Linked DNA regions of Homo sapiens: region 1 is linked to region 2. Evidence: read pairs that join two places in POLR2A ChIA-PET (ENCODE). Cell type or tissue: B cell. All regions are shown on one strand. Links, peaks and the distances in the headings refer to the core of each region. The heading gives the core; the rest is flanking DNA. Region 1 overlaps ZNF844 (zinc finger protein 844). Region 2 overlaps LOC124904638 (a long non-coding RNA gene).

Region 1 (4,392 bases), core at 117-4,116, 490 kb before region 2:
TTCTTACATTCAACTAAAAAGAAAAGAAAAATCAAGGCCAGGCGCGGTGGCTCATGCCTGTAATCCCAGCACTTTGGGAGGCCGAGGTGGGTGGATCACCTGAGGTCAGGAGCTCAAGACCAGCCTGGTCAACATGGTGAAACCCTGTCTCTACTAAAAATACAAAAAATTAGCCAGGCATGGTGGTGGGTGCCTGTAATCCTAGCTACTCAGGAGGCTGGGGCCAGAGAATTGCTTGAAGCTGGGAGGCGGAGGTTGCAGTGAGCGTAGATCGCGCCATTGCACTTCAGCCTGGGCAACAACACTGAGACTTTATCTCAAAAAAAAAGAAAAAGAAAAAAGAAAAATCAAACCACCTCAAATATAAAGTTTGGAAAAAACGTTGAGAAATTGGAACCCATGTGCTCTGACCAAAGGATTGCAAAATGGCTCAATCTTTATGGAAAACAGTATGGTGGTGCCTGAAAAACTAGCAAAAAAAAAAAAAATTTTCTTCCAGCAACCCATTTCTGGGTCTATTTATATTCAATTCATATAAATTGAAAGTTGGATCTTTGAAGAAATATTTGAAAACCACTGTTCACAATAGCCAAGAGATGGATCAATCCAAATGTCCACTGATGGCTAAATGGATAAAGAAAACGTGGTATGCATGTACTTACAATGGGATAGTATTTAGTCTTACAAAATAACTTTCTGTCCCATGCTACAAAAAGCATGAAAATTCAGGATTCAGCTGGATGCAGTGGCTCATGCCCGTAATCCCAGCACTTTGGGAGGCCGAGGCAGAGTGGATCACGAGGTCAGGAGTTCAAGACCAGCCTGGCCTAGATGGTGAAACCCCATCTCTACTAAAAATACAAAAATTAGCTGGGCATGGTGGTGGATGCCTGGAATCCCAGCTACTTGGGAGGCTGAGGCAGAGAACAGCTTGAACCCAGGAGGCAGAGGTTGCAGTGAGCCAAGATCATGCCACTGCACTCCAGGCTGTGTGAGAGAGTGAGACTCCATCTCAAACAAACAAAAAAAAAAAAAAGAAAAAAAATTCAGGATTCTATACTGATTGCAAAAGGCCAGTCACAAAAATACAGTATTATTCATCTTAGACGAGTTATATAGATTTGACAAACTAACTCAACAGTACATGTAAAATTCCTAAAGCTAATAAATGTTAATTTTTTTACAATAATAAATTATTGTACCAAGTAAAAAAAAAAAAAAAACCTAATTGATTGAAAGATAGGGAAAGTATCTGAATGACATTCCTGCAAGATATATGAAAAGGGCCAAGAAGCTCATGAAAACGTCAGTGGACCAGGAGTCATCAGGCACAAGGATTTATATAATGTAGTTTTTAGTGGTTATTGAGTGCTTTCCTCTCATGAACAGTATTCATAAAGTAATACATTTTTAACCCATTTCCCATTTAGAAAAAAAAGTGCAGCTTGCTGCCAGCATTCATTGAATTTTACACAAGCATACTCTTTAAAGCTGAAGCAAATCTGATTGACTTTCAATGTGAAAATAAAATTTCTAAACAGAACTTGTTTCTAATCCTAATATAACAAAAACGTATATGATGTTACATTAGGATTAGAGACAAGAGTATTCTCGGGGCACATGGAAAATGGGTTGAATATACCCACCACTTATTGCTTTGTGGAAAAAAATGGTAAGCAATTAAAATACTGCAGCAGTTTCACATGTATCATGGGGGACACATGATTGATAATGATGTCCAGTGGAAAGGGGAAATGAGGGAGTGTTCTGGAACGTGGGGAGGAAACCAGAAACTTAAGGATTTATCATCAGCCCTAGCAAGAACTAGGCTGGGAGGATCTCAAGGACTCCTTCCTTGATCATACTTCAGTGAGGCTCCTCGGAGCCCACTTCCTGACTAGCTTTTGTGTTTGTCCTGCAGAGCCCAGTTATAGCTAAATCCTAATAAGAGAGTTTAGAGAGAATGCCCCCCAACTTGATATCTAATCAAGTTGTTTCCCTCATCTATGATAATTTATTAATATTCTCTTCCCCAACTCTTGACACCTCACCAAGTTCCATCCTCTACGGTACCTTGCTCTTTAGATATAATTGTCTTGTTGATGCATTCAGGTTGAGTTCAATTTCTTTCCCATATTAAATTGTCCTATAACATATAGGCAAAAAATAAGGCTTTATTCAACACATATTGCAATTGTGCTGAATAAAACCTTCCTTGAAATTTTTACCAAGTTTTCAGTGTAATCTCTCTTTACAAGGAATAAAGACTTAGACTTGAGACCCTAATTCATATGTCTGCAATGCATTAGTGATAAGAAGTTCTCTTCTGGTGGGGAGGAAGATGGATTTCTTGGGAGTACCTCCTACTCAAACATCCAAAACACCAGGTCAGATTTCTCTCCTGATGACCACTTCTTGTTGTCACCCTATAAACAGGATGAGATTGGAGACTGTGGTTGCACCACTGCCAGAGAGGACTACAGGGTAGAGTTCACCTCCTGCAGTAATGGGCCAGGATGCCTCAGAGTGCTGGCTACCAATTCATCCCCCATCCTATGTGAAGAAGAAGATGGACCAGATATTCAATATAGAAGTTTTTCTTCCATTTGGTGAATTATCTTGTGAAATCCTTTCTTTTTTTGTTTTTAAGCATAAAACAGCCAGTATTCCTAGGCATTTTCTATACATTTACTAACCAGGCCCAACCCTGCTTAGCTACAGAGAATAGATGTGTTCAGCGTGGCATGACCACACATGCTTCAGTTTCTTTTTTTTTTTTTTTTACGCTTATTTTTATTTTTGTCTTTTTTTTTTTTTCCTTTTTGTGGAGAACGGGGTCTCATTATATTGCCCAGGCAGGTCTCGAACTCCTGGGCTCAAGCTATCCTCCCGCCTCTTGCCTCCCTGCGAGCTGGGATTACAGGCATGAGCCACCGCGCCCGGCCTCTTTTTTTTTTTTTTTTTTTGAGACGGAGTCTCACTGTTGTCCAGGCTACAGTGCAGTTGGCGCAAACTTGGCTCTCCGCAACCTCCGCCTCCTGGGTTCAAGCGATTCTCCTACCTCAGCCTCCTGAGTAGCTGGGACTACAGGCACGTGCCACCACGCCTGGCTAATTTTTGTATTTTTAGTAGAGACGGGGTTTCACCATGTTGGTCAGGCTAGTATCAAATTCCTGACCTCAGGTGATCCACCCACCTCGGCCTCCCAAAGTGCTAGGATTATAGGTGTGAGCCACCGCACCTGGCCTAAAATACAAATTATTAACGAATGAAATTGTATCCTGACCTCCCACTCTCACCTTCTTCCTAACCTTGTTTTCTCCTCTCTGTAAAAAAAAAAAAAATTCCTTTTTGGGCTAACTTTGAGATGCTTACAGATCTTATACTTTCTCCCTTTTCCTTATTTCAATTCTCCTTTAGAATAAAGTCATTCCTGGCTGGGCGCGATGGCTCACCCCTGTTAATTCCAGCACTTTGGGAGGCCAAGGTGGGTGGATCACCTGAGGTCAGGAGTTTGAGACCAGCCTGACCAACATGGTGAAACCCTATCTCTACTAACAATACAAAAAATTAGCCGGGCATGGTGCTGGGCGCCTGTAATCCCAGCTACTCAGGAGGCTGAGACAGGAGAATTGCTTGAACCCAGGAGGCAGAGGTTGCAGTGAGCCGAGATCACACCACTGCATTCCAGCCTGGGTGACAGAGCAAGACTTGGTCTCAAAAAAAAAAAAAAAAAAAAAGGAATAAAAGAATAAAAAGAAAAGTCATTCCTTACCTAAATCCACATCTGTTTCATTAAAAATGTTTAGAAACAACCTTAGGACAACTAGCCTCAGAAAGGCATCGCTGACCCGCTGCATCTGCCTGTGGATCCTCAGTTTTCCAGGGCTCTGAGATTCTCTCAGAATAAAGGGCTCCTCCCATGGTCAGTGTGAGCAGCTGGGTCAGTGTGAGCAGCTGGGACACTGCAGGAGAGGCTCCCCAGCAAGAAACAAGTGAGCCTTCAATGACCTCTTTGCAGGCTTCTGATTGACCTTAGCTTGCAGTCACTGGGCTCAGGTCTGATTCAATGAGAAAATACCCAGTGTTTGAAGAATCTAGCAAAATCCCTCAAACTCAGGTTCAGGTTTACACATGGAAAGGAAATTATAAGGCATTTGCATTTCGTACCACAAAATGGAAAGCAAAAGTATCTAATCATTTCAGACAATACACACATTTGTGGAAGTCAATAATTCCAACCTGAAGCCATTAGAACTTTAAATTATTTTATTTTTTATTTTTTTTGAGACGGAGTTTCACTCTTGTTGCCCAGGCTGGAGTGCAGTGGCACGATCTTGGCTCACTACAACCTCCGCCTTCTGGTTTCAAGCAATTCTCCTGCCTCAGCCT
Region 2 (4,392 bases), core at 293-4,292:
GATCGAGTCTCACTGTGTTGCCCAGGCTGGAGTGCGGTGGTGTGATCTCGACTCACTGCAACCTCTGCCTCCCTGGTTCAAGCAATTCTCCGGCCTCAGCCTCCCAAGTAGCTGGGATTACAGGTGCTCGCTGCCATGCCCAGCTAATTTTTTTGTATTTTAGTAGAGAAAGGGTTTCACCTTGTTGCCTAGGCTGATCTTGAACTCCTGAACTCAGGCAATCTGTCTGCCTCAGCCTCCCAAAGTGCTGGGATTACAGGCGTGAGCCACTGCGCCCGGCCCAAAAATCCATCTTTGTGGGTTCCTTTGTAAATGTGTAGTCAATTTAGAAATTTAGAAACACGGTTTCCCTTAAGCCTTTATTTAGTTACAATCACAACTAACATGTTACTTATACACCTGGCAAAGTGAAACATCAAAAAATTAATTCAGGGCCTGGCCTCAGGCCTGTAATCCCAGCACTTTGGGATGCCAAGGCAGACGGATCACTTGAGGTCAGGAGAATCGCTTGAACCTGGGAGACGGAGGTTGGGACGAGCTGAAGATCACACCACTGCGCTCCAGCTTGGGTGACAGAGTGAGTGAGACTCCATCTCAACAAAAAGAAAAAGAAATATCACTTTAAGAGGTCATTGGATGCATATTTGGGTCCGTTTATAAGTTTAGTGGATTGAAATTAACATTTTACATTTTATAAGTGTGATGCATTTTATTCTATACTCTTTTACTACTATAATAATAATTATTATTATTAATTTTTTTTTTGAGATGGAGTCTCGCTCTGTCACCCAAGCCGGATGGAGTGCAGTGGCGCGATCTTGGCTCACTGCAAGCTCCACCTCCCAGGTTCATGCCATTCTCCTGCCTCAGCCTCCCGAGTAGCTGGGACTACAGGCGCCCACCACCACGCCCAGCTAATTTTTTTGTATTTTTAGTAGAGACGGGGTTTCACCGTGTTAGCCATGTTGCTCTCGATCTCCTGACCTCGTGATCCGCCCGCCTCGGCCTCCCAAAGTGATGGGATTACAGGCGTGAGCCACTGCGCCCGGTCAATTATTATTATTTTTTAGAGACAGTGTATCAGCTCTGTCACCCAGACTGGAGTGCAGTGGTGCAATCATGGCTCACTGCAGCCTCGACCTCCTGAGCAATGCTCCCACCTCAGCCTCCTGAGTAGCTGGGCTACAGGTGCACACAACCACGCCCAGCTAATTTTATTTTTAAGAGATGAGGTCTCTACAAAAAGTGTTGGGATGACAGGTGTGAGCCACTGTGCCAGCTTATTCTTTAATCTTTTAATTTATTATTATTATTTTTTGAGACAGAGTCTTGCTCTACCACCCAGGCTAGAGTGCAATGGTGCGATCTCAGCTCACTGCAACCTCTGCCTCCCGGGTTCAAGCGATTCTCCTGCCTCAGCCTCCTGAGTAGCTGGGACTACAGGCACGTGCCACCACACCCAGGTAATTTTTTGTATTTATAGTAGAGATGGGGTTTCACCATGTTAGCCAGGATGGTCTCGATCTCCTGACCTCTTGATCCACCCGCCTCGGCCTCCCAAAGTGCTGGGATTACAGGCATGAGCCACTGCACCTGGCCTATTCTTTAATCTTTTTAAATGTCTCCACCAAGCAAACACCTTGAGAAGTCCTTATCAGTTATTAAAAATCTACAATGCAAACATACAAATAAAAGGAGAACAGTAAGTTCTCTTAAACATTCTGATACTACTTCTAAACTTAGCCAATAAACTGAGAATGAATGTTAATTTTTTAAATAAACAGGCCAGGGGCAGTGGTTCACACCTGTAATCCCAGCACTTTGAGGGGCTGAGTTGGGAGGATTGCTTGAACTCAGGAGTTCAAGAGCAGCCTGGACAAGGTGACAAATCCCTCTCTCTACAAAAAATACAAAAATTAGCTGGGTGTGGTGGTGTGTGCCTGTAGTCTCAATCCCCAGGAGGCCAAGGGGTGTGGGAGGATCCCCTGAGCCCAGAAGGTCGAGTCTGCAGTGAGCCGTGATCGCATCACTGGTCTCCAGCCTGGGTGACTCTGTTTTAGAAAAAGAAAAAAGAAAGAAAAAAAAAGCTTTCATTAACTGAAGACAGACTGAAAGCAAGAGAAACTGAAAGCAAGATAAATGAGTGGGTGGTTTTCTCAAGCACTGGTAAGTGCTGCAGAGAAAACTACAGCAACAGGAGAGTCAATGATGGGGGCAGGGTGGTGCATTTCAGATAATTTCAGATAAATTATCTTTTTCTTTTTTTTTTTTTTTTTTTGAGACAGAGTCTCACTCTGTCACCCAGGCTAGAGTACAGTGGCACGATCTTGGCTCACTGCAACCTCCGCCTCCCAGGTTCAAGCAATTCTCCTGCCTCGACCTCCTGAGTAGCTGGGACCACAGGTTTGTGCCACCACGCCCAGCTAATTTCTGTATTTTTAGTAGAGATGGGGTTTCACCATGTTGGCCAGGCTGGTCTCGAACTCCTGGCCTCAAGTGATCCACCCGGCTTGGCTTCCCAAAGTGCTGGGATTACAGGCGTGAGCCACCACGCCCAGACTCATTTCAGATAAATTAAAGGAACTTGAACACAATGGGTGACCTCAGTATCTGACTAAGGAAGACCCTTCCAGGCAGGGAGAACAGAAAGTGCCAAGACCCTGAGGCCAGAGTGTATCTGAGACAGTCAAGCAATGCGGAGGAGGTCAGAGGAGCAAGAAACAGGGAAAGCAGGATTGGCAGGAGGAAGGAAGGGAAGGGATTGGGTAGAGACAGCAGCGGAGAACAGGACCTGGATGTATTGGCAACAGGAGGAACTCACTCGTGGGGTTGTTGACATCTGAGATTGACACTGGTGTTGGGAAAATAGGAAAGGGTGGAGGTGGAGGGAGATTCTGAGTCACAGCCTGATCTAGCTCCACAGAAAATCAGCAGAAGAGAGTTCTCCTGGGTGAATGGAGAGAGAAGAGCTTATTCAGCACCCTGGAGGAGACCAGAGAGAGATAGCCAAGAACGCACAGGTTTTATTACATGCTCTGTGCAAGATCAGGTTTATTTTTTTCATTGTGCTCTCTCTCTCTCTCTCTCTCTCTCTCTGAGACAAGAGTCTAGCTGTGTTGCCCAGGCTGAAGGTCAGTGGTGCATTCGTAGCTTATTGCAGCCTCAAACTCCCAGGCTCAAGCGATCCTCCACCTCAGCTTCCTGAGTAGATGGAACCACAGGTGTGCACCACCATGCCTGGCTAATTTTTTTTTTTTTTTTTTTTTTTTTTGTAGCAATGTGGTCTCGCCACGATGCCCAGGCTGTTCCTGAACTCCCGGGCTCAAGCGATCCTCCCACATTGGCTGGGTTTACAGGCCTGAGCCACCATGCTTGGCCAGCTTTTTCAATTTAAAAAATATAGAAAGTGTTAATACAAATTAAAAAGTTATAAAATAGTGCCAATAGTATCCCATTTTTCCGAAGACAAACATAGGCAGAGAAAAATTAATGGATACTGTCTCTCTGGGCAGGGGTATTACTGGCTATTATAATCTTTTTCTTCGTGCATTCCAGAATTTACCAACTTTTCTACAAAGATCATGTAGCACAATAAGATAATAAACATAATTTTGTGTGATCTCAAAATACAGGAAGCATAGAAGCTTCCAAAACACGCCTGTACCCACCACGTGAAGAAACAGATGTTAACATTTGGTCATAATTGCTTCAGATTTCTTTCTTTTTTTTTTTTTCTGTTTTTTTTTTGGGGGGGACAGAGTCTTGCTCTGTCGCCCAGGCTGGAATGTAGTGGCATGATATTGGCTCAGTGCAACCTCCTCCTCCTGGGTTGGAGTGCAGTGGCATGATCTCAGTTCACTGCAACCTCTGCCTCCTGGGTTCAAGAGAGCACCTCCAGCTAATTTTTGTCTTTTTAGTAGAGACAAGGTTTTGCCATGTTGCCCAGGCTGGTCTGGAACACCTGACCTCAAGTGATCCGCTCACCTCGGCCTCCCAAAGTGCCAGGATTACAGGTGTGAGACACCACACCGGCTAAATAATAAGTTTTTAAAAAAACAGGAGACTGGCCAGGCATGGTGACTCACGCCTGTAATCGCAGAACTTTGGGAGGCTGAGGTGGGCAGATCACCTGAGATCGGGCATTGGAGACCAGCCTGGCCAACATGGAGAAACCCCGTCTCTACTAAAAATACAAAATTAGCCGGGCGTGGTGGTGCGTGCCTGTAATCACAGCTACTAGGGAGGCTGAGGCAGGAGAATCGCTTGTACCCGGGAGGCGGAGGTTGCGTGAGCCAAGATTGCGCCACTGCACTCCAGCCTGGGCAACCAGAATAAAACTGTCTCAAAAAAAAAAAAAACAAAAACAGGCCGGGCGCGGTGGCTCACGCCTGT

What was found. Peaks named below come from ENCODE experiments on the same cell type or tissue, not always from the same donor. Only the 100,000 strongest peaks of a DNase experiment are listed, where the experiment ranks them.
Region 1: POLR2A ChIA-PET joins it to region 2 with 5 read pairs; 3 of 35 experiments call an interaction of 5 or more read pairs at or near these places.

The regions. Positions count from the first base shown.
Region 1 is chr19:12,068,528-12,072,919 of GRCh38, reverse strand. All of the region lies in intron 1 of ZNF844 (zinc finger protein 844), which reads right to left. It also overlaps the pseudogene RNA5SP466. Among named protein-coding and RNA genes, the nearest start is that of ZNF844, 6.0 kb to the right of the region's middle. In B cell, for the core only: no CTCF peak of the experiment used is centred there; no DNase peak of the experiment used is centred there.
Region 2 is chr19:11,579,618-11,584,009 of GRCh38, reverse strand. It overlaps LOC124904638 (a long non-coding RNA gene), which reads right to left. Exons shown (of 2, transcript XR_007067140.1): 2 at 346-593. Among named protein-coding and RNA genes, the nearest start is that of ACP5, 4.2 kb to the right of the region's middle. RefSeq lists enhancers at 1-125, 2,027-2,226 and a silencer at 1,726-1,891. In B cell, for the core only: no CTCF peak of the experiment used is centred there; DNase peaks (open chromatin) are centred at 2,019, 2,908, 3,188 and 3,759; H3K4me3 peaks cover 1,626 bases; H3K27ac peaks cover 3,316 bases.